Linked DNA regions of Homo sapiens: region 1 is linked to region 2. Evidence: read pairs that join two places in POLR2A ChIA-PET (ENCODE). Cell type or tissue: PC-9. All regions are shown on one strand. Each heading gives the region's core, and the rest is flanking DNA. Links, peaks and the distances in the headings are about the cores only. Region 1 has its middle 29 kb from the start of LINC01891. Region 2 has its middle 190 kb from the start of SPP2.

Evidence for each region. ChIA-PET counts read pairs that join two places held together with the same protein. Peaks named below come from ENCODE experiments on the same cell type or tissue, not always from the same donor. Only the 100,000 strongest peaks of a DNase experiment are listed, where the experiment ranks them.
Region 1: POLR2A ChIA-PET joins it to region 2 with 19 read pairs; 5 of 35 experiments call an interaction of 5 or more read pairs at or near these places.

What each region holds. Positions count from the first base shown.
Region 1 is chr2:234,419,102-234,432,448 of GRCh38, reverse strand. No RefSeq gene overlaps it. Among named protein-coding and RNA genes, the nearest start is that of LINC01891, 29 kb to the left of the region's middle. RefSeq lists enhancers at 1,049-1,600, 3,572-4,143, 3,793-4,992. In PC-9, for the core only: no CTCF peak of the experiment used is centred there; a DNase peak (open chromatin) is centred at 4,598; H3K27ac peaks cover 1,704 bases.
Region 2 is chr2:234,233,372-234,250,319 of GRCh38, reverse strand. No RefSeq gene overlaps it. Among named protein-coding and RNA genes, the nearest start is that of SPP2, 190 kb to the right of the region's middle. In PC-9, for the core only: no CTCF peak of the experiment used is centred there; DNase peaks (open chromatin) are centred at 8,039 and 8,469; H3K4me3 peaks cover 960 bases; H3K27ac peaks cover 2,500 bases.

The DNA.
Region 1 (13,347 bases), core at 3,038-5,537, 190 kb before region 2:
GGATACTTGTGCACAATGTGCAGGTTTGTTACATAGGTATACATGTGCCATGGTGGTTTGCTGCACCTATCAACCTGTCATCTAGGTTTTAAGCCCCACACGCATTAGGTATTTGTCCTAATGTTCTCCCTCCCCTTGCCTCCCCACCCCCTAACAGGCCCTGGTGTGTGATGTTCCCCTCCTGTCGTCCACGTGTTCTCATTGTTCAACTGCCACTTATGAGTGAGAACATGCAGTGTTTGGTTTTCTGTTCCTGTGTTAGTTTGCTGAGGATGATGGCTTCCAGCTTCATCCATATTCCTCCAAAGGACATGATCTCATTCTTTTTTATGGCTGCATAGTATTCCATGGTATATATGTACCACATTTTCTTCATCCAGTCTATCATTGATGGGCATCTGGGTTGGTTCCATGTCTTTGCTATTGTCCTGCAATAAATGTACATGTGCATGTGTCTTTATAGTAGAATGATTTATAATACTTTGAGTATATACCCAGTAATGGGATTGCTGGGTCAAATGGTATTTCTGGTTCTAGTTCTTTGAGGAATCGCCACACTGTCTTCCACCATGGTCGAACTAATTTACATTCCCACCAACAGTGTCAAAGCGTTCCTATCTCTCCACAGCCTCACCAGCATCTGTTGTTTCTTGAGCCGTCATTTATTTGTCAAGCTTATAATAGAATGATTTTATCAAGATGAAGTGTTGGTTTGAGATTTTATTTGGATTTTGTTACTCATAAAGTAACTTGAGAAAAATTTATTTTGTTGCATCATCAGAAATGCGATACATTACTCCATTTATTCAAGTTTTATTCTTTATGTCTCATTATAATTCCTAGTTTTTCTTTTTTCCAATGTGCATCTTACTGATGTTATTCTCAGCTTCTGTACATTGGTGCTATTGAGAACAGTATTCCTCTCCCACATCCGTTCTATGCTGATCTGATGCAAAGCTGTTGTTTCCCATGTTTGTATTGTATTGATTGCCTCTTCTTAATTCTATAAGACTTTCAGTGGATTCTCTGAAGTTTTCTGGGTATATTATTACACATTAAAGGAAATCAGAATATTTTACCCCCAAATATATTGCTCTGACATATTTCGAGATGGCTGCCACAGGGCTGGCAGACTGAAGTGGCTCTACAAAGTGGTCTTTTGTGGGGAAAATTTGCATCTGGAGATCTTTAGTGAATCCCCAGAAATGCAACCAGTCCTGCCCTAGTCCTCATGTAGGAGAGATTAATTTGGGAGATTCTGACACCGTGAAAGATCTGAAAGAAACATTCATCATCTATTCTCTCTGAGAGCTGCTACCTGTGAGGTTTCATCTACATAACAAGACCACCTTTGTCAGCCAGTCCTCCTCTTCTCCTCCTCCCATCATCTGTCTTGCCAATAGAACATGATTGACTACCATAATTGTTTTTTGGCCATGCTCTGAGCCTCCATTCATTCTGTAACCTCAAGATGGTATATTTAAGCTTCTGTACTTTGTTGGGGGTGGGCTCTTTATTCTGAGGGCTCCTGTGTATACACACGTTGAATAACTTTGTATGCCTTTTCTCCTATTAATCTGCCTTTTTTTTCAGACAGAGTCTTGCTGTGTCGCCCAGGCTGGAGTGCGCTGGCCTGCTCTCGGCTCACTGCAACCTCTGAATCTGTCTCTCTGGTTCAAGGGATTCTCATGCCTCAGCCTCCTGAGTAGCTGAGATTACAGGCACACACCACCACGTCCAGCTAATTTTTGTATTTTTAGTAGAGACAGGGTTTTGCCATGTTGGCCAAGCTGGTCTTGAATTCCTTACCTCAACTGATCTGCCCACCCCAACCTCTCAAAGTGCTAGAATCACAGGTTTGAGCCACAGTGCCCGGCCTTAATCTGTCTTTTGCGAGTTGATTTTTCAGTGAAACTTCAGAGGGCCAAAGGTTTCGCTTTGGCCCCTACAACATATATGCAAGCAATAATTATTTTGCATCTTTAATCCAGATCATTATTAACTTTAATTTTTGGAGTCTGCTTAATAGTGATGAAAACTTCCAAGAAAATTCTGATGGTCAGAGTGAAAAAAGATTAATGTGGGATTTTACTGGATATTTTTCTAACATTCATGCATGATTATGACCAAGATTATGGTTTTCATAATGAGGTTACTATGCCACATGTATATACTTTTTTTTTGTTTGTTTGTTTGAGGCAGTGTCTCACTCTATTGCCCAGGCTGGAGTGCAATGGCATGAACTCAGCTCACTGCAGCCTCCACCTCCCAGGTTCCAGCAATTCTCCTGCCTCAGCCTCCTGAGTAGCTGGGATTACAGGCATGTGCCACCACACCCAGCTAATTTCGTATTTTTTGTAGAGATGGGGTTTCACCATGTTGATCAGGCTAGTCTCGAACTCCTCACCTCAGGTGATCCGCCCGCCTCGGCCTCCCAAAGTGCTGGGATTATAGGTGTGAGCCATCGTGCCCGGCCTATCTATATAATTTCTAATATTATCCTTCCTTCTCTGATGTAAACCAAGTAGAACAGTGGGCACCAAAGCACAGTGCATGGCCTAGCCCCTTCATTGACGGAGGGATGGAGAGCAAGTCACTTCTCTCCTGTAGCTGGGGAGATAAAACAGGGAAGACCAAGAGGACTCAGGGCAGGCAGGCCTGGAAGCCTACTGAGGAATAACAGTAATTATACTCAGCATTAATATTATGTATTGAGTTCTTCCTACACATAACGCTAAGTGCTTTACAGATCTGATCGCTGAAACAGCCCTGTGAGGTGGGCATCCTTATCTCCAGTGTACAGAGAAGAATCTGAGGCTCAAAGAGGCTGAATCATGGCCCCACGTTGGAACAGTCCTTGGAGGCAAGAGCACAGCTAAGTGCAGGCCTGCCTGGATCTCCAGCTCAGCTGTCAGACTATGCAAAAGGCCTCCAAAAGAGAACAGAGGCTTTGTGTTTGCACGTGGACTAGCACAGCTCACCAGGATCAAAGGCCAAGGAGTCTCTGGCAGGGATTAGGCCATCCCCCACCTACCAGCAGGTATTCCCAGGAAACCATTGAGGAAGCAGGAGACAGCCAGGCCAAGCCGGCCCATCGAAGGGCAGACATGCTAGAGTCTCTGTTCTTTGGAAGGCACAAGCAAAGCGAGCCTGTCACCTGCTGACTTGGAGGAGAAAGGGAGAGAGGAACCCAGATAGTGTGGAGGCTGCAGTGGATCCACTTAGTGGGCGATACGTGTCTCTCCAAGGGGGCTACATTTGGAAGGGGCCACAGTGCAGCGGGCGAGAGTGCTGCATTTCTGTGTGATGAGTTTGAGGCAGGCATCCACATAGACTTGTACCAGAGGCACCTGAAGATGCAGACAGGGAACTGGGACACAGGTTTCCATAAGGATGAGGATGGATGAGGATGTTTCTTCCCGCCCAAGTCTAGTCCCCTCCACCTCCCACCATTTGGCCTCAGAGGGCCAGCTTCCTGAAAATAATTTCCAAACGGACCCTGACCCACTCTTTCTTAGTCCTTGCCTTCAAGAATGTGGGGACCATCTGTGTCAGGCCAGAGTCTACAGTGACGGATGTTGTGATTTGTTGCTCCAGGAACGGGGCTGCATGTGGAAGCCCTTGCTGGTTTCTGTGTTGAGCGGTTTACTGCAAAGTTAGCTCTTACCTCCCATGCTCAAAGGCGATCGACCAGCTTGAAGTGGACTGATGACTATTTAACCTCTTAATAGACTTCAGACGGACAACGGGCTTTCCCTGAATACCTGGCACACGGGGAATATGCTGTGAAATTTGCTGAGTGAGTGAGTGGGCAAATGAAAACATGGTCTCCTTCTACTTCCAGTTTGAAAGGAAGTTAATCTAACTCGGGTGGTGTCCATGAGATGTGAGCATGCCTCTCTGTGCTTTCAAAAGTTCCACAAAACAGGTCAGGCACGGTGCTCACGCCTGTAATCCCAGCACTTTAGGAGGCCAAGGCGGGCGGATCACCTGAGTTCAGGAGTTCAAGACCAGCCTGGCCAACATGGCGAAACCCTGTTTGTACTAAAATTACAAAAATTAGCCGGGAGTGGTGGTGGGCGCCTGTAATCCCAGCTACTTGGGAGGCTGAGGCAGGAGAATCGCTTGAACCCGGGAGGCAGAGATTGCAGTGAGCCGAGATTGCGCCACTGCACTCCAGCTTGGGTGACGGAGCGAGACTCCGTCTCAAAAAACAGCAACAAAGAAACCTTCCACAAAACAAATCCTAAATTGGATTCTATGTCTCCAACAATAGGGAAATGATTAAGTAAATAACGGAAAGAGTTATACAACATTTTTTCAGGAATTTTTAGTGACAGTTAAAAACTTATTAAGTAAAAAAGTCAAGAAATAGATTTTAAATTACACTCTGATATCAAGTATGTAAAACACTTATGCTGAGAAAAAGACTGGATATAGCAGAAGGGTGGTCACCGATAAGGGGTGAGGCTTCCGGAGGATCGTGCGAAGTTTTCTGGGTACTTCCTGGTGTGACGCTGCATAGTGATGTGGTGAAAATGGCAAGTTCCTGGAGGGCTTGAGGTGGGTGGAAGTTTGCATTCTCAGGGAAATGCTTGGAATAGTCGTTGATTGGATGGTTCTCTACATTCTTCAGATTCCTCTGCAGAGTGCATTTCTTTCTCCCTCTCTCAAAGTGTGGATTAAATTGTTTTGAGCTGGTTTTGTCTGCAGCAATTAGTTATCTTAACTAAAGCTCATAAAAAAACAACAACAGAAAGGTAACATGAATGAAGGCCATGTCCTAAAGTTGTACAGGAAACAGACTAGGGAGCAGAGAAACGGGTGTGGGGCGGAGGGGAAAGGAAGGTGGGGGTGGAAGGTGGGGTGGAGGAGTCCAGCCTTCCCTTCCAGCAAACAGTAAGCAGCTTTGAGAAATGGGGAGGGGGCAAACTGATCTGAAATGAAGAGGATGGCCTCAAGGATGGCCCAGCTAGAGAGAGACCCACCATAAGTACTGCTCTAAAACCTTGGCCACTCCAGCTCTGGCCCCGCCATCAGCAACTGCTGGGTGTGTTAGAGACCCAGGCTCTCAAGCCCCAGCCCCAGGGCCCCAGAGCCTGCTTGTCAAAGGATTCTCCCTCGGTGAATTTGTGTGCATCAAATGAGTTTGATGCAACCCTTTCTGAGAGAGGGGGTTTCAGGCTCTGCCTGCCTGGAGGGTGAGAGGAAGTGGCAGCTCAGAAAAATCTAGAAGGGAGAGACGGGGGTCAGAGGATTTGCCGGACAGCCTGGCACCCAGAAGCAGCAGTGGCTGGCTCATGGTGCAACCCAGGGAGCCATGTGGACGATGGGGTCGATTGTTGACATCAGCACTGAGACGAACCCACCCAGCCTCATGTTAAACAATCAAATCTTAAATGATTGAGAGGTGCTTCACACTAATCTTGGCTCTTGAACAGTGGGGGCTGTTCCATAGGCTCAGTGTAATCAAGAATCATTCTTGCTCTGCTTCCGAGGGAGAAGGCGTTCACCTCTGCATTAATTTCAGCTGTGTGGGGAGACGTGCTCCCTGAATTTGGTTCCATCCTGAGTGGGAGGGTTGCTAGTCTCAGAAGCCTCTTCTAAGTTTCTCTTTTGACATCTGCTTTGGGCAACAACATGGCCACTGCTTCCTAGAGAAATGGGAAGAGAAACCCTCACAGTTCAGAGGGTGAGAGTGGCTGATCCCTCCCCCATCTGTTGACACTCCTGGAAACTTTTGGGGACTTCTGGGGATGGGGCAGAGGGGCCTATTGCAGAGGGTACATCTTCCCACAGGTTAGATGTTGACGCTCCAGCTGCCCCTGGCCACCGATGGCAGATGATTTCCTGAGCCAAGGATCCTTTCTTGGATTCTGGGTCTCCCTCACTTAGGAAGTAGAAGAGAAACTTTCATTTCCAAAGTGTTACTCTGCCATGAAATCCATCAATGTGGAGTGGCAGAACAGAGAGCTCAGCAGTTCCATTATCTGATGGAGCTCAGACAGTGCAGAAAAACAAAGTGTTTCCCTTCTCAGTGTGTGTGTGTGTGGCTTTTTTTTTTTGGGGGGGGGGTGGTCATTGTTAAACTGACACAAGGTGACCTGATAGGGGAAGGAAGATCTGTGATTCATTAACACTCTCTCCCTTCATCTTTGTAATCGTCATCATTTTCATTTCTTCCAGCAGTCTCAGGACCTGCCTCCAAAGGCAGGTCCTGAGGGTTCACAAGAAACCTAGAGCTGGGCGAGCTTGCTTCCCTCCTGCTGGGTTCAGCCCTAACTGCCTCTTCCTCAGCCCCGCCCTGCACACCTGCAGTTAGGGCACCGAGGCAGCCCTAACGCTTCTGAGGAAGTGGGTTTTGTGGGTAGGTGGAGTTCTATGTCCCAGAGGGTGAGGAACTGGGCACCACACCCATCCCTGTATGCAGTGGGTAGAGTGGCCTAGAGGGCCAAACCTGGGAGGAGGGTAGGGAGGACCCTCTCTGGCCCATCCTCTGCTTCTTCCCGCATGCCCCTGAGGGCTGCGTTGATGTCCTCATTTCCATATAACTCCAGTGACACAGAAGCTCCTTGTGAAGTGAGCTTTCCTGCCTAATTGAAAGACACCAGCAGAACATGACTCAGGGTGGCAGTCGTCCTGCCCTGGCACTAGGCAGGTCACCCAAACCTCCTTGTTCCTCCAGATGAAGATGCTAAAGCCTGGCCAGGTGAAAGAGGAAGAGGCAGGTCACCCAAACCTCCTCATTCCTCCAGAAGAAGATGCTAAATCCTGGCCAGGTGAAAGGGGAAACTCAACCCCAAGGAGTCAGGTCCAAAGGGACGGGTCCCCAGGGACTAACTGGGACAGGGGTCTGAAGGGACCACCAGCAGGTCAACCCACCCACCAGCCTCACCCGTGCTGTGTCCCCAGACATGAAGCCAAGAGAGCAAGTTCCCTAAATTCCCTTCCCACCTCTGCCACGACCAGCTGGGTCTTATAGTCACTCCCTGCCCGGCCTCATTCCCAATAAAACCCAACCACCAGGGGCCCCGCCACTGGCTACCACTTAGCTCGCTCTCACCCCCATCCCTGTGACCTCCCCCAGAATCTCCTATGGCTTTTCCCACCACCCTCCAACCATTACCAGTGAGGCTTGGGCCCAGGGTGTGTCCGGGCCTCTCTTGCCACCCACCACCCTTCATCTTTGTAGCCCGCTTTCCTGCAAGAGGGAATTCTCTCTTCCCATTACAACAGGGCCTGTGGCTTGAGCACCCAGGGTGCATGTGTACAGACTTGGGGAGCAGGGGCTCAGCTCCAGGCACTTCTAGGACCCTGGACCCTGAAATTTATATAGTGTTCCTTTATCTGGTAGCTCATGTCACTCATTAAGAGTTGTTCCATTTCTGGTGGGGTGCGGTGGTTCACGCCTGTCATCCCAGCACTTTGGGAAGCCGAGGCAGGCAGATCACCTGAGGTCAAGATGAGCCTGGCCAACATGGTGAAACCCATCTCTACAAAAATACAAAAATTAGCTGGGCATGATGGCAGGTGCCTGTAATCCCAGCTACTCAGGAGGCTGAGGCAGGAGAATCGCTTGAACCCGGGAGGCAGAGGTTGCAGTGAGCCGAGATCGCGCCATTGCACTGAGCAACATGACTAAGCAAGACTGTCTCAAAAAAAAAAAAAAAAAGAGTTGTTCCATTTCCTAATTTTGAAGGGTTTCATTTTACAAAGATTTGGAATGTGTATTTCTCCCAGAACAATAATTTCTTTTTATTTGTTGAAATGGTGTAAGCAGAAGTGTCATGCTAAATGTCTGTACATGGTTTCCATTCTCTTATGTAAACTCCATTTTTATAAATAGAGAATTCAATTTGATTCAACTTTAAACAGATGCTACAGTTAATTTTGAGCAATTGTTAATATGTGTGGGAACATGCTTTGAAAATAAGTCCGTGATCCCAATCTGTGCTCTGAGTGTTTTCATTGAATTGAGCACAGAAGTCCAATTCTGGAGAGATGAAAACACAACAAAGCCAAGATGATTTGAAACTGGCCTTATCTAAAGTTTTGTTCCTTTAAAAAATCAAAACGTCATTTATTTTCCTTCCACCCCAGCCCCCGTCTTCCCAGCTTTGATCTTTCTACTTGTCAGAATATTGCATCAATGACACTGGAAATATTTATTCAACAAATACCTATTAAGCCCCAATTAGAGGCTGGATGTTGCATTTGGTCCTGAAAATTAGACAAATACGTTCCCTGTTCTCAAGGAGCTTATAGGCCTGGGTAAGGTAATTGCAGACACCTGAAGTATAACATACACCTGAAGACTCTAACAGGGACACCTATCTCCCGAAAGGATCGAGGCATGGCCCTCCAATTAGGTTGACTTCAAAGTGTGAGGGGAGCCCAGGGGATTTCCAGTCCTAGGAAAAACCTTCACAGCCACCAAGAACTTTCATGTTTTAGTTTTCAATTAAGCCCTTTCCTTACATAAATTTTCTTCTGGATTCAAAGTCATTCAAAATGATGATTCACTCTACCTGGCAAAATATGCCGTCTTTAAAATTATTAATATAATTGTATCAGTTTTCTATTGCTGCTGTAGCAAATTACCACAAATGTGGTGCTTAAAACAAACCAAATTTATTATCTTAGAGTTCTGAAGGTCAGAAGTCTGGCATGAGCTAAAATCAAGGTGTTGGCAGGGCTGTGTGTCCTTTTAATATTTTTTATTTTTGGTGGCCTTAACAGAGGGTTGATATTTTGTCACATCTCATCGACCTGTCTATTATTATTATTATTTTTTGGTGGGGGATGGGGACAGGGTCTCGCTCTGCACTACAGGCTGCAGTGCAGACAAAATTGTGGCATGGCTCACTGCAACCTCAACCCCCCTGGGCCCAAGTGATCCTCCTACTTCGGCCTTCTGAGTAGCTGGGACCCCAGACATGCACCACCATGCCTGGTTAGTTTTTTATTTTTGTAGAGTCAAAGTCTTACTATCTTGCCCAGGCTGGTCTCAAACTGCTGGACTCAAACAATCCTCCACCTCAGCCTCCCAAAGTGCTGGGATTACAGGTGTGAGTCACCGCGCCCGCCCACCTGTCTCTTCTGCCTCCTTCCGCATTTAAGGGCCCTAGTGATGGTACACCTGCATAACCCAGGTGATTTCCCTATTTTAAGGTCAACTGATTGACAACCCTAATTCCAGCTACAAACTTAATTCTTTACCATGTCATATAACACATTCATAGGTTCCTGAAATTAGGACATGGACATCTTTTGGGGGCAGGGTGGGGGGATGCCATTATCCTGCCATCTACAAGAATATAGTTGTAATTATGTGACGTGCTGACCTCCTGTCTCAGCATCATGCTGTGCGGTGCAGACCTGAAGCTGTGAGCACACACCCTGTTGACGGAAGCAGCCGCTCTCCTATGTGATGAGGCTGTGGTTATCATTCTCCTCATCCTGATACCTCTTTTCTCTCACTGGGGATCCCTGCCAGCTTCTGCAACACAAAACTTCATTTTTATCTCCTAGTCTATTTGTTTTGTTCCCTAATAATGTCGGGTTTTTTTCTATGGTTTCTAAAATTCTTGCCACTGTTCAGCCATTTTTATACTTCTTGGAACTTTTTGAATTTTGAATAAGTAAATAAATGCTCAAATATGCATCAAACTCTGTAAATAAACAGAAGCAATTACAAGTTTTAGAAATAGTCTTATGCATTATGGTAAACTCAAACTCAGTGACGTGTTTGAAGTTACTTGTCATAGAATTCCTCAGCTCAGATTTAAGCTCAATTCACATATACAGTCCCTACCTTCTGGTTAATGTCAACATTCATGAATAGGCGTGGCCTTTGCAGGAGTGAGCTCAGGGAACCATGCTCCATGAAGCTCAGGGAAGCATACCTGAGTGTCCTATGCATGGATGACAAAAATCATTCCTTCCTTCCTAACATAATTGACCTTTACACTTTATGAGTAATGGTTACATGAAAAACACACCCAGCTGAAGCTTGGGGAAATATATCATGACTCACTCATCCATTCCACAAATACTAATGCAAGCTGTTGGCATGCTTGTATCTTAATATCAGGGCCACGTGCTTCTTTGCTGTCCGGGCTCTATCTGATCTCAAGGAACAGAGACAGCATGGCAGAGGTTACCATAGTTAATGGTGTTCAGCTTGTTTATCTTAAAGATATCTACAGGTAGAAAGAAAAAAAAAAAGGAAACCAGTATAAATGCTCCTGTAGAGGCTGCACACAGTAGAAATCAGTCCAACCTCATATAAACTGATTGACATATAGGCTTAAAGTTGGTCCTCATAACCCAGTTATCATGGGAAGCCACAGAAGTCCATGTCTCCTGCTTGCTATCTGAGCACACTTCCATTTAGATGAGTTGGTACTCGCCGGGTGCGGTGGCTCATGCCTGTAACCCCAGCACTTTGGGAGGCTGAGGCAGGTGGATCACGGGGTCAGGAGTTCGAGACCAGCCTGACCAACATGGTGAAACCCTGTCTCTACTAAAAATACAAAAATTAGCCAGGTGTGGTGGCGCTCACCTGTAATCCCAGCTACTCAGGAGGTTGAGGCAGGAGAATCCCTTGAACCTGGGAGGCAGAGGGTGCAGTGAGCACGGAGATCACACCACTGCACTCCAGCCTGGGCGACAGAGTGAGATTCCATCTCAAAAAAAAAAAAATGACTTGGCAATCCCCTATCTTCACTTCTGCATGTGCCACTACCCACTAAATACAAATACATTATTGCTCAAGCCATGTCAAGCGGATATTTGCTGTTATTTGCAATCATACTCATTCTGCTGGTACACTTCTATTTTTTTTTTTTTTTTAACGGTTAAACCGTCCCTATTTAGGACCACCTGAATGTGATAGTCCTGGGGCGATCATGTAAAAAGTAGAATGGAATCATGCTCATGGAAGCCATCTGAACGTTCAATATTAACGCAAGGCAGGGCAATTATTACTACTCAAGCATCCCCAGAGGGACAAAGGGAACCTCCAGGGACCACTCAGGAAATAATTAAGAAATGCTGGAGGAGTAGCTTTTTTTTTTTTTCAAGACAGAGTCTCATTCTGTTGCCCAGGATGGAGTGCAGTGGCGTGAAGTGATCTCGGCTCACTGCAACATCCGCCTCCCAGATTCAAGCAATTCTCCTGCCTCAGCCTCCCGAGTAGCTGGGATGATAGGCACATGCCACCACGCCTGGCTAATTTTTGTATTTTTAGTTGAGACGGGGTTTTGCCATGTTGGCCAGGCTGGTCTCGAACTCCTGACCTCAGGTGATCCGCCTGCCTCGGCCTCCCAAAGTGCTGGGATTACAGGCATGAGCCGCCTTGCCGGAACTGGAGGAGTAGCTTCTTAAGAAACCACATAACAGGCCGGGTGCAGTGGCTCATGCCTGTAATTCTAGCACTTTGGGAGGCTGAGGTGGGCAGAACAGTCCCAGAACCTGTAGCTGGAACTACAGGAGTGTGCCACCACACCTGGCTATTTTTTTTTGTATTGAGGAGGTTTCACCGTGTTTCCCAGGCTGTTCTTGAACTGCTGAGCTCAAGCAATCCACCCACTTCAACCTCCTAAAGTGCTGGGCTTACAGGCGTGAGCCAGTACGCCCGGCAAGAGTCTACATATTCTGAAGTTATATTCCCATCAATTCAGATTCTGACCTTTCTCCAGGAAATCAAAGAATTCTCTATAAATATTATCTCCTTGCAGCCTCTGCACTGCAAGCAGGCTGACGTCATGTTTGGTTTGCAGTTAGTAAGGAGCAGTTTAACTTGGGGGCTGCAGCCATGGAGTTCAGAGGTTAACAACCAGGCAGCAGCTTTTTGTTCCTGAACTGGGTGGTGCTGCTATTGACAGACCTTCCTTCCCACCCACAACCCCCGCTCTCCCCCTTGCTGCCTTGTTTAGAACCACACTTCTGGGGGCCACCCTTGACAGAGGTTAATTTGAAGTCTCCACTTGGCTGGGCTATGGTGCCCAGATGTTTGGTCAGAGACCAATCTGGATGCTGCTGGGAAGGTACTTTTTAGGTGTGATTAACATTTAAATCTTCTGACTTTGAGTACAGCCAATGATCCTCCATAATGTGGCTGAGCCTCATCCAATCCAAAGGTCTTAAGAGAAAAAGCCTGAGGGCCTGGCATGGTGGCTCACGCCTGTAATCCCAGCACTTTGGGAGGCCGAGGCGGGTGGATCATCTGAGGTCAGGAGTTCGAGACCAGCCTGGCCAACATGGTGAAAACCCATCTCTACCAAAAATACAAAAATTAGCCAGGAGTGGTGATGCATGCCTCTAATCCCAGCTACATGGGAGGCTGAGGTAGGAGAATCGCTTTTGAACACAGGAGGCAGAGGTTGCAGTGAGCCAAGATAACGCCACTGCACTCCAGCCTGGGTGAAAGAGTGAAACTCCGTAGAAGAAAAAAAAAAAGGAGAAAAAGGCTGAGATCCTCCTGAAGACCTGAAAAGCCAGTTCTGCCTCCAGACCCTGCCATTGGACGTGAGCTGCAGCATCCACTCTCTGAGGCCCCAGCCTGCCAGCCTACCCTGCAGATTTCAGACTTGTCAGCCCCCACAATTGAGGGAGCCAATCCCTTAAAATAAAGCTCGCTCTCTCTCTCCCCCACCTCTGTCTATAGATAGACATAGATATAGAGATATAGATGTACATAGATCCTGTTGGTTCTGTTTCTCTGAAGAATACTAATACACCATTCAAGGACATTGAGTTTTATATTAAAACTATATTTAACCCAAGTCTGTGAGGAAAACCCCAAACAAACCAAAACTGACGGACATCCTATAAAACTCCTAACCAACACTCCTCAAAGGAGTCAAGGTCATCAAAAACAAGAAAAGGCCGGGTGCAGTGGCTCATGCCTCTAATCCCAGCACTTTGGGAGGCCAAGGTGGGCAGATTACTTGACGTCAGGAGTTCGAGACCAGCCTGGCCAATATGGTGAAACCCATCTCTACTAAAATTACAAAAATTAGCTGGGTCTGGTAACATGTGCCTGTAGTCCCAGCTACTCGGGCAGGAGTATCGCTTGAACCTGGGAAGCGGAGGCTGCGGTAAGCCGAGGTCATGCTACTGCACTCCAGCTTGGGCGACAGAGCAAGACTATGTCTCAAAAGAAAAGAAAAGAAAAGAAAAGAAAAGTTGGAGCAACTGTCACAGCCCAGAGAACCCTGCAGAGCTAGGACAATTGAATGTCATGTGGGATCCTAGATGGGATCCTGGTACAAAAAAGGCAGGGGAAAAACTAAGGAAGCATCAATAAAGTATGGTCTTTAGTGAGTAATAATGTATCAATAT
Region 2 (16,948 bases), core at 6,554-9,053:
GTCAACTTTTGCAGGCTTGTAGATCCAAAGTCAGGCCCCTTGTGGGTTCTGGTCAACTTTCTGCATCAGAATAATGAGCCTGAGATGTAAGAGTTGGGGTTGGCATAGAGGGACGAAGAGTGACTACAATGAATAACAAGGTCAAAACAGGCTTCCAAGGTTTCCAGAACCAACCAGCCTCGGGGCTCCAGTAAGTGATTCACATTCCCTTCCCCTTTGTTACAAATGTTTCTCATTGTTGAATACCTTTGACTTGTTAGGGCTGAGCCCTTTTCTCTAAATAGCTGACAGATGAGTTGTCAGTCGAAAAAAATCTTTAATGAGAGAAAGTACTGTTGCCTGGCTTCATGTTCTTAAATTATGATGGTATCTCCTGTCTAATCAGGGCAGAAAGAACGAAAATCTCGGAAAGTTTCTTGACAGGGGACTAAATGGCATGGCACACAGGTGCTCTTGTCGTGCCAAGTCAGAGTTCTTCTCCAAATGCTCTGAGATTGAGTCCGCTCTGCAATTAACCTTCTCCCCTAGCTGTCACTACTACATGTCACATCCAGTCTATGCTGTTATCTGCTGTGTATTTGTGCTGAATGGCTTTCTAGAGGTGGTCCCAGGAAGAACGGTGCAAGCATCCCAAAGCCCTCTGCTCTGATGGGCAATAAATGAAATAGCCAGCATATGCCCTAGAGAGGGCGAAAAAAGTCCATTGCAGGGGACAGTTTCTTAGAGCAATTGACCAAGAACTTGGCACCAGGGAGGAGAACTTTACTGATTCCAGAGTCAGAAGACATGGATGGATGATCTGTTTACATATTACTGAACATTTTATTTTCAATAATTTGCTAACAGTTTTGTAATAAGCATATTTATGCATAAACTTTATGATAAGGATTATTTCCTTGGAAAAAGGCCCAAGAAGGGTTATATACTAGAAAGTATTTTGAGATTATTTATTTAATTACCAGGAGAGTACTGATTTCCTCCTAGCCATTACTTCTTGCCATAAATAAAATATTACTCAATGGCTCCTCAAAATCTTCAGGGATCCGGGCTACATTTATTTTTCTGCTTTGCCATCTTTATTTTTAGCTTGTGCCTTTCTGTCTCATGACCACAAGATGGCTGCTGTGCCTTCCAGGATATGGTATCTCCGTTCCAGATGGGGTGAAAGGTAGGGTTGAGGGCAAAGCTTAGTTTATTACCCCAGGTAAGCCTTCCCCAAGGTCTTTTGCTTATACCCTGTATTAGTCCGTCCTTGCATTGCTATAAAGGCATACCTGAGACTAGGTAATTTATAAAGAAAAGAGGTTTAATTGACTCATGGTTCTGCAGGCTATACAGGCTTCTGCTTCTGGGGAGGCCTCTGGCAACTTACAATCATGGTGGAAGGTGAAGGACAAGCAAGCATCTCTTACCTGGCAGGAGCAGGAGGAAGAGAGCGAAGAGGAAGGTGTCACACACTTTTAAACAACCAGATCTCGCGGGAATTCTATCACAAGACAGCACTAGGGGGATGGTGCTAGACCATGAGAAACACTCCCATTGTGTCTGGAATTGGTGGGTTCTTGGTCTCACTGACTTCAAGAATGAAGCCGCGGACCTTCGCGGTGAGTGTTACGGGTCTCAGAGATGGTGTGTCCAGAATTTGTTCCTTCTGATGTTCGGACATATTCAGAGTTTCTTCCTTCTGGTGGGTTCCTGGTGGGTTTCTGGTCTCGCTGGCCTCAGGAGTGAACCTGCAGACCTTCCCGGTGAGTGTTACAGCTAATAAGGGCAGTGGGGACCCAAAGAGTGACCAGCAGGAAGATTCATGGCAAAGAGCCAAAAAAATCACAGCTTCCACACTGTGGAACAAGACCCCACTGGGTTGCCACAGCTGGTTCCGGCAGCCCGCATTTATTCCCTAATCCGACCCCACCCACATCCTGCTGATTGGTCCATTTTACAGAGCGCTGATTGGTCCATTTTACAGAGCGCTGATTGGTCCATTTTGACAGGGTACTGATTGGTGCCTTTACAAACCTTTGGCTAGACACAAAAGTTCTCCAAGTCCCCACTAGATGAGCTAGACACAGAGCACTGACTGGTGCGTTTACAAACCTTGAGCTAGACACAGGGTACTGGTTGGTGTGTTTACATTCCTCTAGCTAGACATAAAAGTTCTCCAAGTCCCCACTAGACTCAGGAGTCCAGCTGGCTTCACCTCGGGGATCCCGCACCAGGACCGCAGGCGGAGCTGCCCACCAGTCCCGCCCATGCTCCTGCACTTCTCAGCCCTTGGGCGGTCGAGGGGACCGGAGGCCGCAGAGGAGGAGGGGGCGGTGCTCGTCGGGGAGGCTCGGGCAGCGCAGGAGCCCACGGAGTGGGGGAGGCTCAGGCATAGTGGGCTGCAGGGCCCTAGCCCTGCCCCATGGGGAGGCAGCTGAAGCCCGGCGAGAATTCCAGCACAGCGCCAGCGGGCTGGCACTGCTGGGGGACCCGGCACACCCTCTGCAGCTGCCGGGCCCGGGTGCTACGCCCCTCACTGCCCGGCCGGCAGCGCCAGTGGGCCGCTCAGAGTGCAGGGCCCGCAGAGCCCACGGCCACCCAGAACTCGTGCTGGTCTGCCAGTGCCACACGCAGCCCCAGTTTCTGCCCGCGCCTCTCCCTCCACAACTCCCTGCAAGCAGAGGGAGCTGGCTCTGGCCTCGGCCAGCCCGGAGAGGGGCTCCCACAGTGCAGCAGCGGGCTGAAGGGCTCCACAAGCGCGGCCAGAGTGGGCACTGAGGCCGAGGAGGTGCCGAGAGCGAGGGCTGTCAGCACGCTGTCACCTCTCACCATGATCCAGGCACCTCCCATCAGGCCTCACCTCCAACAGTGGGGATTACAAGTCAACATGAGACTTGGATGGGGATACAGAGGCAAACCATATCATACCCCATGGCCAGAAGTGAGTCACACAGACACTCTCGGCTGCAAAAAGGGGACAATGACAAACAAGCACATTGCCTTTCTGAATAAAATCTGTTGGAGTGGAAGAAAAGGCAAATCTGTATTGGATAGACATCAGTACTATCTGCCACACGTATAACTGTGCTGTGTTAAAACTGCTAATATTTTTTCCAAAGCCAGTTTAAAGAAATGCAGTTTTTTAGATGTTTTGAACAATTGATTTAATAATATGCAACGATAGATGGAATTTTATATTTACCATAAAAATCTTGGAATTCTGGCCGGGTGTGGTGGCTCATGCCTGGAATCCCAGCACTTTGGGAGGCCGAGGCAGGTGGATCACCTGAGGTCAGGAGTTCGAGACCAGCCTGGCCAACACGGTGAAACCCCATCTCTAATAAAAATACACAAATTAGCCGGGCATGGTGGTGAGCACCTGTAACCCCAGCTACTCGGGAGGCTGAGGCAGGAGAATTACTTGAACCTGGGAGGCAGAGGTTGCAGTCAGCCAAGATCATGACACTGCACTCCAGCCTGGGCAACAGAGCAAGACTCCATCTCAAAAAAAAAAAAAATTGGAATTCTAGTGCTGGGAAAAGTCCTAGAGACTCTCGTCATATTTGTACACACATGAACCCAGAGAACAGAAGTGACTTCCCTAAGCCCTGCAAGAAGTCTGTGGCAGAGCTGAGATGAGAACACAGGTCTTGACCAGCCAACACAGACCTCGTTTTGCCAGTACTATGTCCTGGGCTTTACTCATTAAGAAACTCACTCTTGATTTCAATGATAACTAAAAAATTAAAGTTATTAAAATTTTCATTTCTACTAATGATGGCATCCATTATTCCAATAGAAAAAAAAGATCCTTTTTTATCAAGCTACTCAGTATACACAAAGATTACATAAGATTATTCCATTTCTTGTCATATTGTTAGATCTAATATTATTAGGTTTAAATATTCATTGGGCATAATTTCTCCTCTATTAAAATAATTTATAATACGTTTTTGAGATCCTCTTGTGTGGTTAGATAATGTTAAGTTGAACGTTATACAAAAATCAACCTTGAAACTATTGAGACTTTCCTCTGGATATTGGCTTCTTTCAGTTATGTTGCCGGAGAAAAGTAGTTTGTGAGTCATCAATTTATATGCCATCATGTATAAAGAATGCTTCTGTGTGTATTGTTTTACCATACAGACGGGATTTTTTTTTTCCTTTTAGTCTCATCCTGCAAGTGTGGCTTTCTCAGGAAATCAGTAATGCACTCTTCATGCTGCCTTAGCCAAGACTCAAAGTCATCCTGAGCACCAGGTCCCGCAAAGTCTTGGAAAACCCACGAATAAGCAATGAATGCTCTGGGTAACTTTGTTCAAAGACCAGCTGTGTCTTTTTTTTTTTTTTTCCATGTTTTCAGCTTCTCTTCAGTGAAACTCATTTTGCAAGGTGGGGGAAGGGAAGCTTGCCATGAGCCTGAAAAGTGGGGAGCAAACGAGGCAGGCCCAGATTGGTGATGCCCCTAGCTCCCAGCAGAAGCAAATCCTCTGTGGACAAAAGCCTCAGCAGACAGCTTTGGGATTGCCTCATATTACATGCAGATTAACAGGAATTCAAAATTAATTACAAAACATGCAAAGAAGTAGGCTGCTATGAGTGAGAGTCAGCAGCAAACAACAGAATTCCCCAAGTTTCTTAATGATGGGAATTATACGTGGACTAAAAAATCACCATTTTTATTTGGAGAAATAAAAGCTAGATTAAAAATAACCAGAAATAGAGGGTGGAGGAGACAGGACAGGAGGTGGATTTTGGTACAAACTTTCAGTCATAAGTTGAATAGATTCTGGACATCTAATGCACAACATGATAACTGTAGTTAATAGCAATGTATTGTATACTTGAGGTTTGCTGAGAGTAGATCTGACACTGTTCTCACCACACACACACACACACACACACACACACAAATACACACACACAAAGATGAAGTAATGGATATGTTCATTGTGGTAATCATTTCACAATGTATATGTATACAAAAACATCACATTTTACACCTTAAATATATAATTTTAATGTGTCAAAAAATAAAAATAAATAATAATAATTAACTTTTTTAAATGACCAGAAAATGAGAGACAGTCAGAAATTTCAGGAATTTTTTAAAGATAATTGTCAAGTTTTACAAATGAAAATTATTTAATGAAATAGAAAACTCCGTAGATGAGTTATAAGTAGATGATTAAATACAGTTGAAGAAAGAACAGAAAAGCAAATTTGAAGAAATTAGCCAATAGCACAGAGAAAGAGGAGAGAGAAAATATGGAAAAGAAGTGAAGAAAAAGAAAGTGGAAAGTGAAAAAGCATAACGTGCATCTTCTCAGAATCCCAGAGAATGAAAGAGGAGAAATATTTGAAAAGATCATGGTTCAGAACTTTCCAGAACTGATAAGAACATGAATTCTTAGTTACAGAAAACACAATGAATCCCAAGTTGCTTAATTTTTTTTAATCCACACGTTAGATTATGATGAAATTACAGAAAATCCAACAAAAATAAAAAGATCTTTAAAATAGCCAAAGGGAAGAAATAGATCACCTACAAGTGAAAATTAGATTTAAAATAGGCTTGCTATTAGCTGCAATGAAAACCAGAGAGAATAAAACAATACCTAAAAGGGCTAATTTAGGATTGTCAACCCAGCGAACTAAGGTTTAAAAGCAATGGCAAATTGGAGATAATTTGACAAACAAAAATCGTTTTACCGCTAAAGAGACTTTAAACAAAAGGACTCCTAGGTATGTTTCCCAGAAAGAGGAAATGATCCCAGAAAGAAGGTCTGATTTTGAAGACATAGGGAGTCAAGTAACTTTCAAAGAACTGGGTGCATTTTTTAAAGTACATGTAAAATAATAATAATAATTTTAGTGAAGAGCAAATGCTGGGATGCAAGAGCAGATAAGTCTGGAGGTTGAACAACTGTTCAGGAGTGGTCAAGATACTGATTAACTTTAGAGATGAGGTTCAGTAAGCCTGAATTCCAGATGTAACAATCAAAAATAAATAAATAAGAGTATAACTTTCAAACTAAGGCAGGAAATAGGGTCTGGAGGCAGGGAAACTAAGGACTTCCTAGAACTAAATTAAACAGAAAAAAACAAACCTTCTAAGCCCAAGTAAATAACTTTATAGCTTTGCTTCAGCTATGACAGGAAACATCCTCTTCATTTGCATAGGGTGTACACCAAGTAAATAATTTTGTGTCTGCACTTCATCCTCTTTGTTTACATAGGGCTTATACCAAGTTATCAGTGGGAAACCTCTAGAAGGGTATTTAAACCCCAGAAAATTCTGTAACCAGTGCCCTTGAACTACTTGCTCAGGGCCGCTCCCACCCTGTGGAGTGTGCTTTCATTTTCAATACATCTCTGCTTCTGTTGCTTCATTCTGTCCTTGTTTTCTTAGTGCATTTTGTCCGATTCTTTGTTCAAAACCCCAAGAAACTGGACACTCTCCACTGGGAAAAAAACTAGTAGAAGAGAAAATGGAATGATAATAATTACAGTAGTAGAAGAAGAGCAAGAACAAATCAACTTATTCAAAAAAAAAAAGAAAAAAGAAAAAATCAGAGAATTAGCAGGGTAAATAGAAACCACAATGTAAGATGAGATAAAAAAGGAGACTTAGTATATAATAATTACAATAGATAAAAATAAACTAAACTTTCTACTCAAAATACAGAGTATCAGTTTTGATTGAGGAAAAAATATCTACTATTTAAACGAGCCACATCTAAAACATGAAGACACTGGAAGTTAAAAGTAAAAGAATCAAAGATAATAGGCAAATATTAAAGAAAGCTCACACAGCTATGAAAATACCAGATAAAATAAATTATTCGGGATAAGAATGGTTACTACATATTGATGTAACAATTTTAAATTTGTATGATCTTAAATGGTTTCAAAATATATAAAGCAAAAATTGCTTAAACTACAGGGGGAAATTGACATATTCTTTGCCAGGGTAGAAGATTTCAATATACCTTTTTCAATTATTGATAGGCCAAACAGACAAAAACATTAGTATAGGTATAGAAGATCTGTCCAATACTATTTAACAAATTCAATTTGACAGATATTCAGGTACCAGCTTGCAACAATGGGAAAATACACATTCTTCTTTCACACAAATGGAGTATTTACAAAAATATGTAGTAGACCATAAAAAAAATTCAAAACTTAAAAAACACACAGAACGTCTTATAGAATATGTTATTTGACAATAATATAAATTAGCTAGAAATTATGTGTGTGTATTTATATATATATAAATACACACACACACACACACACACATATATACATGTATGTATTTTTTAGAAAATGTAAAGTCCCACTTGTTCCACGGGCAAAGGTGTCTGCAAAACATTGGGTTAAGCCAAGTTAAGTAATAATGAGGAGGGGGAGAGGAGGTGAGAGAATATTGTGCTGCAGGAGTTCCCATATGCCTTAATATATAATGTAGATGATGAATTTATAAGTGAAGAAATGCAGTGTTTTATGCAGTGTTTTTATATCTCTATTTTGCCATGCAGTTTTCTATCCGTGGAGTAGCTCATGGGACTTGTGTTCTATGGAACGTACTTTGGGAAACACTGTTCCACAGCAACCCCAAGGCATACTTCATGTAAACCCTACTCTTTTTATTAACCCTATTTAACTTCCTATAACAACTACAAGCCTGGATATTACATCTCACAGTGTGCATTCTAATAAAACCATGAGTTTTTATTATCACTCCTGATGAGGGTGATAAGATTAAATCTTTCACAGCACACTGCAATGAACAGGAAAGAATCAATTTGGCAAGAAGGCATTCGAAGATAGGAATATTTGTATTTTAGTATCCTCATTTTAAAAAAAAAAAAAAAACACGTGAGCTACTTCGTAATCCACGTCAAAACTCTGAGACCTGCTATAAAATGCTCTAAACTACTTTTCAAACTTTTCAGGACAGCTGTGACCCTGTGGGGGTTGACCCTCATCCAAAAAGTCTCATTTTCTAGACGGTTAGGAGACCTGAATTCCTTTCCAGATCAGTGAGGCTGTGACCGGGCGATGAATCACTGTGGATGAGGAGTTAATTCATTATGTTCCCTGAAGCAATGAACCATTTCTGCCCCCTTTCCAGCTTTCTCATACATGCTTCCCTTTGCATTGAAACAATTCATTAGTTCCGCTTTGTCAGGGGCCCACCTGTACCATGTTAATGAGCAGCCAGAGGGGATCAGGGAGGATGAGTAAGTAGCCAGCCCACTCTGCGGCTGGCACAGCTCTAAGGAGCAGTTTTTATTCTACAGAAATCTTTCATTCTAAGATGTAATGCAAGCTCCTACGTTAGGAGTTCACCTGACAGTATTTTCATACACCTGAAAAGGTCTGTTTGATAACCCAACCTGGTGATTTTTAAAATGTGTCCAAAAATTCTTCCTACTTCTTCTTCAAGAGATGGAGCTTCATTCACTTTTCCTCAGGTGTGGGTGGACTTAGTGACTCACCTCAAATGAATAGGATACGGCAAAAGTCATGGGATGGCATTTCTTTCTTTTTTTTACTTATTTATTTATTTATTTTTTTGAGACAGAGTCTTGCTCTGTCACTCAGGCTGGAGTGCAGTGGCATGATCTCGGCTCACGGCAGCCTCTGCCTCCCGAGTTCCAGCAATTCTCCTGCCTCAGCCTCCTGGGTAGCTGGGATTACAGGCACACGCCACAACGCCCCGCTAATTTTTGTAGTTTTAGTAGAGATGGGGTTTCACCATATTGGCCAGGCTGGTCTTGAACTCCTGACCTCAGGGGATCCACCCGCCTCGGCCTCACAAAGTGCTGGGATTACAGGTGTGAGCCACTGTGCTCGGCCATGGGATGGCATTTCTGAGATTAGGTTATAAGGATGCTGGAGCCTCTACCTTGGGTGTGCACTCTTGCTGTCTCCTGAATCACTTACTCTGGGGGAAGTGGTAGCATGAGAACTGTGGAGAAGTCCATCCATACAGCAAGAAATGGAATCCTCCTGCCACAGCCATGTATGTGAGCTTGGAAGTGGAACCTTCAGTCCCCGTCAGTCTTCAGAAGTAATGGCTGGACTGCCAAGACCCTGAGTCAGAACCACCTAATCTAGAAGCTGAGCTGCTCCCAGATGTGTGACCCTCCGAAATTGTGTGAGCTAATAAGTGCCTGTTGTTTTATGGCATTAAGTTTTGGAGTAATTTTTATGCAGCAGTAGATGACTAACACACCCATTGATCAAAACTGCTCAGGATATAGGGAAGCCAGGGTGAGATCATCCCAGATGATCTGTATCCACCCCACATGGCTGGGATTGGACTGGGTTGGTGGGAGAAGGAGTTTTCCTATGGCTGGAAGGCTAGACTACTGGGGAGGAGGCAAGGATAGAGCTTTGCTCTGGAACTGAAAATTGCCCACAACCTTAGACCTGTGCGGTTGAATAAACAGTGATACATCCACACAATGGAGGACTCTGCATCTGGAAAAAGAATAAGGCAAGCCTTGGTCAGGCACAGTGGCTCACGCCTGTAATCCCAGCACTTTGGGAGGCTGAGGTGGGTGGATCGCCTGAGGTCAGGGGTTCGAGACCAGCCTGGCCAACATGGTGAAACCCCGTCTCCACTAAAAATACAAAAATTAGGCCAGGCGCCCAGTGGCTCACGCCTGTAATCCCAACACTTTGGGGGGCCAAGGTGGGCAGATTAAGAGGTCAGGAGATCGAGACCATCCTGGCTAACACGGTGAAACCCCATCTCTACTAAAAATATAAAAAAATTAGCTGGGCGTGGTGGCGGGCACCTGTAGTCTCAGCTACTCAGGAGGCTGAGGCAGGAGAATGGCATGAACCCAGGAGGCAGAGCTTGCAGTGAGCCGAGATCGTGCCACTGCACTCCAGCCTGGACAACAGAGCGAGACTCTGTCTCAAAAAAAAAAAAAAATACAAAAATTAGCTGGGCGTGGTGGCTGGAGCCTGTAATCCCGGCTACTTGGGAGGCTAAGGCAGGACAATTGCTTGAATTGGGGAGGCAGAGGTTGCAGTGAGCCAAGATCTGAGATCACACCACTGCACTCCAGCCCGGGTGACAAGAGCGAGGCTTCATCTAAAAAAATAAATAAATAAATAAATAAGGAAAGCCTCTATGAATTGACATGGAGTGTTTCCCAGGAAATGTTTTTAAGTGAAAGAGTAAAGTGCGAGAGATTATAGTATGCTATGTTTTGTTTAAGAAAGAAGGAATTATAAGAAATACTTGCATATGCTCATTAATGCAAAAGGCCATGCATAACAGATAAACCACAGCCTAGTGAAACTGGTTACGTACATGGAGTGGGTTGGAACAGGGTATAAAGGATGGGGGAAAGGGAATAGACCCAAGGGGATGGGGTAAAGAGGCATCTCTTTCTCAATACAACTTTGTGTCTAGTTTTAATGTTTAGAATCATGTGATCTTTCACATGCTAAAAATAAATAAATAAAATAAGCAAGATTGGGAATAAAAAAATAGAAAATGAAATACAAATAGAAACAAACCAAATGGTATTTCAAATGAAAAGCAATCACATTGAAGTAGAGGGAAAAACAAACTAACTACATAATCTTGGTAATATATTCTCAGGCTAAAGGCAAAAGTAACTATACATAATTATTGAACTCTGATTAATATATTTGTTTTGCACAGTGGTAAGGGTTAGCAGTTAGCAATTCTGAAACAACTTAACGTATTCTGGAATTAAGCAAATAAATAAATATACTATGGATATTGAGAGTCATGTTTCTCACCATTGGAGATGCAAGTAACAAATATGTAAAAAGAGAAGGAGAGAATTAACTTTGTGGTTAGGACTGGTTATGAACTCATAGTTTTAGGTTAAAAAAAGTGTGTGTGTGTGTGTGTGTGTGTGTGTGTTTCTGGAGGTATGTATGCACATATGCACAAATAGATACACACAAATACATATACTTATTTTTTAGCTGTATCCACTGGGGGCCTAGAAGCAATGGCATCCCAGTAGCAATGAGCACACCTAGAGTCTAGAGCTTGGTTTCTAGATACCATTCTCTACCTGAAGGAACCAGGGCTCTTTGGAGAAGTGTTTGATTCCAAGATTGGGTCTGGGAAAATACATGTGAGCCTGAAACTTGCAGTTTACCAGAAAGTAAGGAAGTGCTCAAAGAATTATCAGTGCATGTCAAAGGGCACAGAAAACTGATTTAAGGGGATCACACTTGCCAGATCTGAAACAACATGAGCATCAAAAAATGATAGTAATGGGTTATAACGCATTGAATAAAATAAGAATATATAAATCCATGATTAATGAATTAAGTGAGAAGGAAGGGAAAACAAGAGCAAGCTCTTCCCTGGAACAGAATTTCAATCAATGTATGCAGAAGAAATGATGGAATTAGAAAATCATCATTTAGCAACAACTAGAATAGCAATTATTGCAGGCAGGAATCATCAGGGAATGCTAAAACTAGTAGGTGACAAAGTATAATGAAAAACAGACACTCACATGGCCTCAGAGTGTCTCTCCACAATGTACTTATTAATTCCAAAACAAAAAAATGATAACTTTACATTGGAGCAACCTGGCAGGAAGTAGTATAACTAAGTGATCAATCAATGATTCAACTTTTGGCAGAGAGAGAGAATGATAAATAAAATCAAATATATTGAAGGGTATGCAGGAATTCTTTGTACTATTTTTGCAACTTTTCTGTCTGAATTTATTTAAAATTCAAAATAAAAAAGTACCTTTTCATTGAGTGCTGTATCTTTTGAGGAAATCAAAATCACTTTATTCCCATTGCGCCAGCTGCTAATCAGGAAGGATGGGCACTTATCTGCAGCTTCCATGTAAACAACTGAATTTTTATCTTAACCCTCTTCTTGCCCTTGTGAGAGGGCTATTCAAAGCTTCTTATCAGGAATACAAAGTGTCACTAAAACATATCCACTGTTGTCTTCCTTGCTTCTTCTGGGAGGAGAGTAAAGAAACTCACAAGATACAGGAACGATCTCTGCAGCTTAGCTCCCTACCGAAAGCATACAGGAGAGGGGAAATCCCCACCATATGGGCACTGCAGTAGGGTTGGCAAAATCTCAGGGATGGAGATAGCATTGGCCAACGTGTCAAAGATGACTGTTTTCGCTGCTGCAGAAGAGAAAGACCCTGGTGTGATAGAGGCATGGAGAAACCTGAGCGCCAATATTAGGTTTGTTTGGCTGGGGACAGTAGCTATGTCTGGTCTGGGGGAAACTGGAGTAATTCCAATGGGATTCACCAAAATCTTGCCTTTAGTAAAAAATGGCAGGAGGTCCAAGTGCTGGGGCATTAGCAGTGATGGTATAAGAACAAAAACTGGCCAGGTGCAGTGGCTCACGCCTGTAATCCCAGCACTTTGGGAGGCCGAGGCAGGTGGATCACCTGAGATCAGGAGTTCAAGGCCAGCCTGGCCAGCATGTTGAAACTCTGTCTCTACTAAAAATACAAAAAATTAGCCAGTCATGGTGGCAGGCGCCTATAGTCTCAGCTACTCAGGAGGCTAAGGCAGGAGAATGGCGTGAACCCAGGAGGCAGAGCTTGCAGTGAGCCGAGATTGTGCCACTGCACTCCAGCCTGGGTGACAGAGCGACACTCTGTCTCAAAAATAATAATAATAATAATAATGATAATAATGGAATTCTCAAGTATCTCTTAGATTATGATACGCATACTGGTGGACTTATGAGTTGCAGTCTCAGTGTACTTTTCATTCCTGTGATATCTTGTTTCATTTTGTCCTGGGAATTACGGGAAAGTCATTGCATTAAAAAATTGTAATAAAATACTGTATTTGAGAAGCTCACTGAAAATTCATGAAAGTTAGACAATAAAGATGTCTTAGTCCATTTTCTGTTGCTTATAACAGAATACCTGAAACTAGGTAATTTATGAAGAAAGGAATTTATTTCTTACAGTCATGGAGGCTGAGAAGTCCAAGGTCAAGGGTAAGGGCCTTCTTGCAGAAAGGAACTCTCTGCAGAGTCCTGAGGTAGCACGGGGCATCATACAGTTAGGAGCCTGAGGGTGCTAGCTCAGGCCTCTCTTCCCCTTCTTATAAAGCTACCAGTACCACTCCCATGACAAGCCATTAATCCGTTAACTTGTTAATCCACAAATTCATGGGTGAATTAACCCATTCATCAAGGCAGAACCCCCATTACCCAATCACCTGTTAGAGACCCTACCTCTCAATACTGCTGCATTAGGGATTAGTTTCAACATAGTTTTGGAGGGGACAAACGTTCAAACCAAGGCAGAGCCCAGAGGCCAGCTGTAAATATAAGAAAAATTATCAAAAACATAAAATGTTGCACAAAGAGTACATGCAATAATCACATGAATGACACAATGAAATTTCCGTTAGCTGAACACAGAAGTCTTCATATTGAAAGGCCCACAATGCTAAGAAAAGTTGAGTGAAAAGAGATTTATAGTCAATGATAAAGTTTTTAAGGATAAAGAAAATTTTTTTCTAGGTCCTAAAAAAACATTTTAAAGGTTGCTTCAAAAGGAGAACACATTATCAGGTTAGTATCAAATTAACTTCTGCAGCACGAAGTGCTAAAAATCAATAAATAGTCTCTACACTTTTGAGAAAAAATTATTGTAACCCAAGAATTCTATCATTTAACAAGTTATTGTTTATAGAGAATGACCCCAACATAAACTCTCAGACCCACAGCTTGACTGTGCTTGGGGACATTAACTACAGCAGGGGCTGCCCGTGCAGTTATGGAAGGTCTCAGGCAGGTGCATGCCACCAACCCAGGCAAGGGCCACAGGAGTGTAAATGCTTCACCTGCCCATGTTGATACTGCCATGGAAAGGGCCATAACTGAATTTGCAATAGTTAAGCGTGAGTTGAAGGACTCTGCTGGATCAGTACATAGGATGGGGTGGAAAGGGAGGGAGGAAGGTAGGGAAGGTTCCGTAGTGAACACAAGGTCCCATGCCAGTGTGGAGAGGGAACCCTGGGGAACTGCATATCCTGCTGTATTCCTTCTGGAAGCTCTAGGAAAGAATTTGTTTCCTTGCCTTTTTCAGCTCCTAGAGTTCACCCGTGTTCCTTGGCTTGTGGCCCCTTCTTCCGTCTTCTAAGCCATCCAAGTTGCAGCTCGTTGATCCTTCTTTGATAGCCACACCTCCCTCTGACTCTCCTGTTCCTTCCATAACTGCATGGGCAGCCTCTGCTCTAGTTATTGTCCCCAAGCACAGTCAAGCTCTTTTCTCTGAGTTTGAAAGATTGACAGCAAGTAAGTTCCACTTTTTCTCTTCCTCTGAGGAATATTTTGGGGGTTCCTTACTCCTTGGATATCAATAATCACATCTACATAGTCCCATTTTTCTTTTCTTTTTTTTTTTTTTTTTTTTTTTTTTAAGACAGAGTCTTGCTCTGTTGCCCAGGCTGCCTCCTGGGTTCATGTGATTCTCCTGTCTTAGGCTCCCGAGTAGCTGGGACTACAGATGCATGTCACCATGCCCAGCTAATTTTTTGTATTTTTAGTAGAGTTGGGGTTTCACCGTGTTAGCCAGGATGGTCTCGATCTCCTGAGCTCGTGATTCGCCTACCTCGGCCTCTCAAAGTGCTGGGATTACAGGCGTGAGCTACCGCACCTGGCCTCCATTTTTCATATAAGGGAACGCATTAGCAAGTTCTGGGGATTTGGATGTAGACATTTTTGTTTGTTTTTGGAGGTGGTAGGACAATATTTGAAATATCACAGGAAAAATGGAGGGACATGTGAATCCTTTAGCTAAACTTGAAATGTAAAACAAATACTTTTAGATATACTCTGAATCATTATAGCATTTGACATTCCAACAGCCTATGGTTTTTATCTCTAGTTAGATGTTTACACCTTTGAAGAACAGGCTTATCACTTCCCCTGGGGGAATTAAGTCTTGGCATTTAAAAAATGAATTAGCTGCTGCTTAGCCAGAAGGGCCAAAGGCAGAAATACATTTAAAATAAATTAACCCCTGACATAATTAAAATATTAATGCCATCTCTGGGGCATGCAGGCACACCCACACACACTCACACATTCACATATAGACACACAGTCTCCTCCAAAAATTAGGCATCATTTTTCCCTGACAACATTTTAACCTCAAATGACCACAACACGTCCATATTTAGACTCAAAGTTGAAAACGTTAGGCGATTCTAATGCACAGTCTCCTCTTGCCAGTTCTTGTCACCAGGGTGTCACCTACCTGCAGTTGAACTTGCACCATTACTTGCCCCCAGCCCTACCACTTCAACCATGAGTGTGTATTTTTTCATTAAATTATTTAAGTGTGATTTACTTGAATCACAAAAGTAATGCCATTTTTTGGTAGAAAATTCAGAAAAGCCAGCATAATCAAAATCCTTCAGAATCCTCCAAGAGCGAGTACTGTTAATGTTTTAATGAATGTCCTATTCATCTTTGATGGGGATAATTTTCTTTCAAAGATAGGATTACACTGCTGTTGGAAACCTATCTTTTTTTTTTTTTACCATTGAGTATTCAATGAATGTGTTTCATGAAATTATATGTTTTAAATTATTTTTAATGAGATATTTGCTCCATTACATGGGTTATTATAATTTATGTAACTTAACCTTTACCTGTGAAATGTTTTCTGCTTTTTATTTTTTATGATTTTGTCCAACCCAGCTAAATCCTTGTGCACATCCATGCTTACTTACCTAGGATAAATTTCTAGAAGTAAAATTTTCAAGCTTTATATACTTAAAAAATGTTTTACTGTTATTATTATTAGCAAAGTTATCCTCTGAAGGACTGTAACAATGTGTACTCCAGTGTGTGAAATGCGCTTGTTCCCCTGCATCCTTACCAACCCTGAGTATTGTGTTTCAATCTTGCCTCTTTAGACAGGCCAAGTGTTCGCACACATTTTGTTAATGATTCTACTCTTTAGGAACAGTGTTTCAAATTAATAATATAAATTTTATGTTTTACATTCTTTATACACTCATCAAAGAGATGTAGAATAAAACAATGGTACAATTTTATATATAAAAGTAAGAATCAGCCTGGTGCAGTGGCTCCTGCCTGTAATTCCAGCACCCTGGGAGGCTGAGGTGGGAGGATCACTTGAGCCTGGGAGTTCAAGACCAGCCCTGACAACACAATGAGATGCCATCTCTACAAAAAATACAAAAATCAGCCTGACGTAGTGGCGCATGCCTGTGGTCCCAGCTACTTGGAAGGCTGAGGTGGGAGGATCACTTGAGCTCGGGAGGTCAAGGCTGCATGCAGTAAGCCGAGATCATGCCACTGCACTCCAGCCTGAGTGACAGGGCAAGACCCTGTCTCAAAAAAAAAAGAAGAAGAAAAAGGGAGGGGGTAGAATTAATAGTTCACATTGATTTGCTGACCTTGATATCATCTTTGAATGGCAATGACAGTGAAGTCATGATCATATTTACCTGGTTCCTTCTGAAAATGATGAAGAAAGGGAGACACTCCCTTAGTCACAATTCTGTAAGTAAAACTATAACTCTTTAAGAAACGAAGTAGTAGGAAATGGGCAGTGCGATTTGCCTAAACATAGCTAACACTGATTTACATTTGTTTCTAAAAGTTCAAAAATAGGGATGATGAGTTCCTGATGTGCAAAACTTCACTCTCTGACTCAGGTACTTCTATGGAAAGAATACAAAGGGATAAATAAACCCTGGTAAATAACATAATAACACCTAATATCAATATTTAAACACTTAAGGTATTGGAAAAACACACAAAATGCTGCTATTATCTTTTTTAAGAGAATGTGAAATTTGAAATGTTGTACAGCGTTTTTTTCCCAGCAAGCTAAGAAAAAATTCTTTAAATTAGAAAAAAGTCTCCAGATCATTCAGTCGCTCAACAACCTTTTATTCAGGA